2 separate regions of the Mus musculus genome follow, and region 1 is linked to region 2. Evidence: chromatin contacts called from ENCODE Hi-C or POLR2A ChIA-PET data. All regions are on one chromosome and are shown on one strand. Each heading gives the region's core, a stretch centred on a gene start or an enhancer-like site at or near the end of the contact. The rest is flanking DNA. Distances are from core to core; before and after follow the strand shown.

What was found. A loop is a pair of places that touch in the nucleus more often than their neighbours do. ChIA-PET counts read pairs that join two places held with the same protein, here RNA polymerase II (POLR2A).
Region 1: a loop to region 2 is called in a map of heart, with 2.4 times the contacts of the local background. The contact joins the promoter of Hsdl2 here to the promoter of Ugcg in region 2. A Hi-C loop is called at or near these places in 4 of 37 maps with a recorded cell type or tissue (heart, left cerebral cortex and v-Abl transformed pro-B cells). POLR2A ChIA-PET finds 5 or more read pairs at or near these places in 1 of 5 experiments (Patski).

What each region holds. Positions count from the first base shown.
Region 1 is chr4:59,580,139-59,582,896 of GRCm38, reverse strand. Hsdl2 (hydroxysteroid dehydrogenase like 2) reads right to left here and starts at 1,334. Exons shown (of 11, transcript NM_024255.3): 1 at 1,122-1,334. The coding sequence starts at 1,138.
Region 2 is chr4:59,187,943-59,190,803 of GRCm38, reverse strand. Ugcg (UDP-glucose ceramide glucosyltransferase) reads right to left here and starts at 1,254. Exons shown (of 9, transcript NM_011673.3): 1 at 1,063-1,254. The coding sequence starts at 1,160.

The DNA of each region.
Region 1 (2,758 bases), core at 85-2,584, 390 kb before region 2:
ATAGCTAGGGCACAGACAAACCTTGTCTCAAAACAACAACAACAAACAAAACAAGAGGACAAAGACAAGCTGTGTGTACTGGAAACCTAAGTATGTGCCAAGACATGTCAGGTAAAAACAGCAAGCCCAAAATGGAGTTTGCTACTATTTTCTAAAAAGAAGGTATCCCTGTAAGGTATACAAAATATGTTGATAAGTACAAAAAATACAAACAGAAAGAAACTGGAGTTTTAAAGAGACTTATACCCTTTTGAACTATTTAAGTCTTTTAGCTGTCTATATGTGTCAAACTAATTACAGAATGGGCTTAACTTGTCACTCTGCTTAAGATAAACTTTATAGAACATAGTGGACCTACCTGAGTTCAGCAGGAACCAAGGGCAAGAAGAATCGGGAAGAACATTGTTTAATGGGTATTTGTTTTGATTTTGTAAAGTCCTGGTGACTGGCTGCACAATTGTGTCTCTATATAAGTGGGCTTGGGGGAGGGGGTGTAGACAAGGTTCTAACTCTGTAGCGTTTGCTGACAGAGTGAGCCTAGCACACTCACTATGTAGACCAGAACAGCCTCGAATCAATAGATCTTCTGACCCTGCTTCTGAGTGCTGGCATTAAAAGCAGGCGCCACCGCACCTGGCTAGGCTGGGATAAATATACTTCATTTTTAAGTAAAATAAATAAATAAACCCCTTACCAGAAATGTTCGTATTGTAACATTTTAACTCGCTACTAACTTGAAAACCATTTTCAAAACACCATTCTTCTATTATTCTACAATCAAGCATACAAACAGAAAATCTGAAGTCACTGTCTCAAGCGACCTTTCGCCTAGAAGATGAAAGCAACATTGTCACCAGGCCAAGCTAAAGGCGAGATGGGGCTACAACGGGTCGTCGGGGACACCTACGCTCGCGACCTTTCCCCGTGGAGTATCTGACACCACTGCCCCTTGCAGTGTACAACTTTTGAGTCTCAGTAGTACAGAACTTTGGGTTCTCGTGCATGCGCAGGTCCCAGCGACTCTATCTTTCCGCGAACCGGTGTTCCAGAGCGCGCGGCTCTGGGTTGCGCCGGCGACCTGCCGACTGGCCCCTGACCCCATCCCACCCCCGTCCTCTTACCCAGTGTTGGGCAGCATGACCTTCGCAGTTCAGAGAACTTGGTGGCAGTGGAACAGCAGCGAGCTGTGAGTGACAGGCGAACTTTCTCTCCGCATTTAGCCGCGCCCCGGGCCCCGCCCCGAGACCCGCTCGGGGACCGGCCCTCCTACAAGACCGAGATCCTACAAGACCGAGAGCTTACAAGACGGTGTGCGCCTGCGCACACCGGGCACTGGGCGGTTCTTCCCGCAGTTCTACAAACGACACCCAGGAAACCAACGCTCTGCGCAGGCGCTTTGGAGTACACCTCCGCCCCGCCCCTTTCCCGAGTCTGTAGGTGACAATCAGTTTCTCCTGTGGGCCACTGGCGTGTCTAGAGCATCATTACTACGTAGGCTTTTCCTCCTCAGCCTAGGTTCGGCGCATCGACGGCTCCCAGCCAGCCAGATGGCGGATTGAGGGGCGCTCCGGGGACTGACTTGAGGGTGCTGGGCGTCGTTTTCCCCTGTCTGTCCCCGAGCCAAGGCGCTCTCTCCGAAGAACACTTGTAGACATCTGAAAAATGCTTTTTGCAGAAGCCGGTCACTCTCATTTTCGCTGCCACTGAATCTAAATTTAGCCTGACCTCCAGTGTCTGGAGACAGGAGTTTCTGGAAGAGATCTTTGCAAAGGTCTCCCGCAAGCGTTCATCGTATGATCCGGGCCACAGAAATCAAGGTTGGAGAAGGAATCCTCAGTCCTGGAATGAATGCCGGAATGAGGTCGAGTCTGGGATTCAGTTTCGTTCTTGGAGTTATACCTAACTGAGCTACCCAGGAAATGAAATTGTTTTGTATTTTGTAGCGGGAGAAAAAGATGCTAACGAGGTTGTTATCTAAAGCTTAGTTCAGAAAACAACTTAAGACAGGTAGGTATATACTCTCCTAATTGTCAAACTTGCTGGATCTTTTGGAAGAGCAGCCAGTGCTCAGACAAGAGAAACCTGCACATCAAATCCTACACTCTCCTGACCCTGCGCAGCTAGAGCAGTTATTACTCCCTCCCTCTCCCTGACGATACCCCCACCCCCGCGGGGGGTGGGGAAAGGCAAATGCCAGCCTTGAGAACAAAAGAAAAGCAGCATACCCTAGCCTCCACGTCACTTAAACTCGACCCCTTTTGATTAACAACCAACATTTCTCACAGTGCAGATGGCTCCTTGCTGTTGAAGGAAACCGAAGCCAATACCCTTGAAATGATAATAGCCCACTCTTAGACTATGAAAAAGAGACAAACGTTCCCAGACAGCTGTGGCCGGTTGTAAACATATCAGAAGCGGTTCTGATAGCACAAGTTACTCTTCCCAGGTCAGAAAGGTACCTTTTCAGCTACACGGTTCTGCCCTGCTGTCTGAACAAATGTTATCAGGTTTAAAGGACAGCATTCCTTTACCCTCTCCTATATTGCCAACACAAAAACCCGCTTGCGGGTTTTTTTCTTTATAAACCCCCTTTACTTAGGCCTGGGGGTTCACTCTTTCCTGTTCTGTCAGGAAGGTTGGTGGCCCAAGCTCGAGCTTAAATAAAGACCCTCATGCGATTACAGTGGGGTATGATTCCTGGTCCTCTCCTTGGGATTTTTACAATCTGGGCACAACACTCTTAACCAGGGAACCATCT
Region 2 (2,861 bases), core at 5-2,504:
AGTGGAAAAAAAAAGTAACTGCCTAACGTCCTTCCCTGTTTTTCATTAACATACAGCCTATTCTAGCCTATCCCTATCTGGTAGTTTAAAATAAATAAATAAATAAATAAAAATAAATTTCCTCCCTCCTCTTTCAGGCTAAAATGCCAAGTGAGTTCATCTCTACACATTTAAACAGGCTTCATTTTAAAGACATTTCATTGATGGATCAAAACTCAGCCACCTATGTCATGTCTCTCTCCGCCCCTTCACTCTGTTCTGTTTTAGTCATGAGCTTTATAGGGAATAACCTTATTTAGATTTTTATCATGTTTCATCCTTCTAGAATGTAAGCTTCATGAGGGCAGGAGTTTTGTCCTGCTTTCTCACCTATGTCCCCAGCCCAACTCCAGGTGGTATCTAGTAGGCCTTAGGAGGTACCTGCCAAATGAAGAGATGTGTGTGGAAAACAGATTAAGGATGTAACTCCAAACAAGCCAATACATAAAGACTTGGAAAAAAGATAAATAAAGACATGATACTGAAATGCCACGCTGACAGGACTCGATGCTTTATAACACTGGCTCGGAGACGGACCTTCTTCAAGGCGGGCAGGTGCTACACACCTAGCTAAACACATAGCTCTTCTAGGAAGGAGGTAATCCACTGGGAAGCCTGGGGTGGTGGTGATCAGCTCCCGGAAGAGTGTAAAGGACCATCTCCATAATAGAGACGTGGCCGGCGCGGAGGGAGCGGAAAACCTCACAATACACCATACATCCTCGCCCAGATGGGAAGAAAAATCACACGAATCTCCTACACAATCAAACCAAGTAGACAACCCTCCACCAGACAGAGAAGCAGGCTCCTCTCCTAGAGCTCGGTAGTCGCCTGCAACCCAGGAGTCGGGTCGCGACTCCAGCGCGATTCCCTTTCCAGGACCCCGCGTCGCACCGCCCCAAGGAGACCGATTTAGGGGGCCGTTTGGGGATCAGCTTTCTCTATCCCCGCAAAACGCTACCCTCCACCGCACACACGCCTGCCAGTCCAGCTCGTCCCCGAGGCCCCGACCCTCCAACTCACGTGTAGATGATGGACATGAAATGCATCAGCCACAGCACCACGAAGAGCACGAAGCCGAACAAGGCCATTCCCTCCTGGGCCAGGTCCAGCAGCGCCATCCCCCGGCCCGCTGGCCCGGCCCGGCCCGCTCCGGCCGCCGCGGACAGCGCTGCCGCGGGAGGAGGACGCGGGGGCCGCCGGGTGCGGGGCGCGGGCCGCGAGTGGAAGGTGGGAGAGGAAGGGCCGGCGGGGCGGCGGGCGTGAGGACGGAAGGGGCGGGCAGGGCCTGCGCGCCCCCGGCCACTCGGCGCGCGCTCGGCACCGCGCACCCCTTAGCGTGCGCGCGCTGGTGTGCTGCGAGCGCAGGCTGACCGCGCTGCGCGCTCTAGGCGGCCGTTGCCGCGCGCTCGGGCTCCCGTGGTCCAGACCCTTGGGCTGCCGCTGCCGCCGCCGCCGCCGCCGCCGCCGCCGCCGCCGTCGCCGTCGTCCCTTTCGCTCGCCGCGGCTCTGCGTTCTGGTCCGTGCTCTCTGCCGGCGTCCGAATCCCGGCACGATGCGGTCCGCCCTGCCCCGCCCTCTGGAGCCCGGTGCCCGTGCCCCCGCCCCCGGGGCGGCGCCCTCGCGCCTCGGTGCCGGCCCGCGCGCCCACGGGTGGAGCTGCCCCCGCGTGCTCGCCGCCCGGCAGCTACCAACCGCTGCCGCCGCCCGCGCCCGCGGTCCCCCCCCCCCCTGCACTGTCTCTAAGCAGCACGCGCCGCCTCTACACTTTATCTTGGCCAAATCCGGAGGAGCCAAGAGACTGTGTTATTTAAGGAATCCCCAAACTCAGAATTGGAAGAATCGCTTGATGCTGAATTCGCGCAAGATTGTGCGTTCTCTAGGGCAGCTGAGTGTAATTTGGCTAAGATGTAGCCAAGAGAGTTATGGAAATGTAGCTAGTTCGAGCAGTGCTAGGCTGTTAAGTGTTGCCAGTACACCGCTGACAAACCATCTCATTCATAAATCTTGTATTATTTGCTGGGATGATAGATTTTAGTCATACTGGGTTAAATTACGTTACTCCATTTTTAAAAAGCTGTTAAATGTTGCTATTACTAAAACGTTTAATTATGCATGTGCACGATACTGAAAATGGGGAAATGAAGGCTAGGCTGTGTGAGAAGCCTGTATGTAGCCCAGTTACTTCTGGGACTGAAGCAGGAGAATTACCTGAACTTGAACACACAGGTTCCAGGCCAGGCTGGGCAAATTCAATGAATCCCTGTGGTGGAAAAACAAGAGTATTCTAACTTTAAGTCGCAACTGGGAGAAGCTAGTAGTAAATGTTTCCATTTGTTTCTTCAGCCTGGATACATCTATATTGTTTACAATTGTTCTGTGTTTAAACTGTTTATTATTCAAGTTACTTTTAAAAAATAATCCAAAAATGACGGGCAGTGGTGACATACACCTTTAATCCCAGCACTTGGGAAGCAGAGACAGGCAGATTTCTGAGTTCGAGGCCAGCCTGGTCTACAGAGTTCCAGGACAGCCAGGGCTACACAGAGAAACTCTGTCTCGAAAAAAGAAAAAGGAAAAAAAAAAAATCCTTAAGGTTTGCAGTGTCCTTTGTTCTACTGGTGAAAAATCAGTGGGAAAGAACCATGCTTCGAAATTAATTTCCAGTTGTTGAGAGTTACTGGTTAATAGAGTTACAGCAGGATGGAATCCATACATAGAAATAATAGCACAGGGTTTTAAATGCCACGATTGTGATTAATCAATTCTAAGGCCCACTTTTAAAGCATTCTTAACACATTTTCAATAATCCATTATTTTCA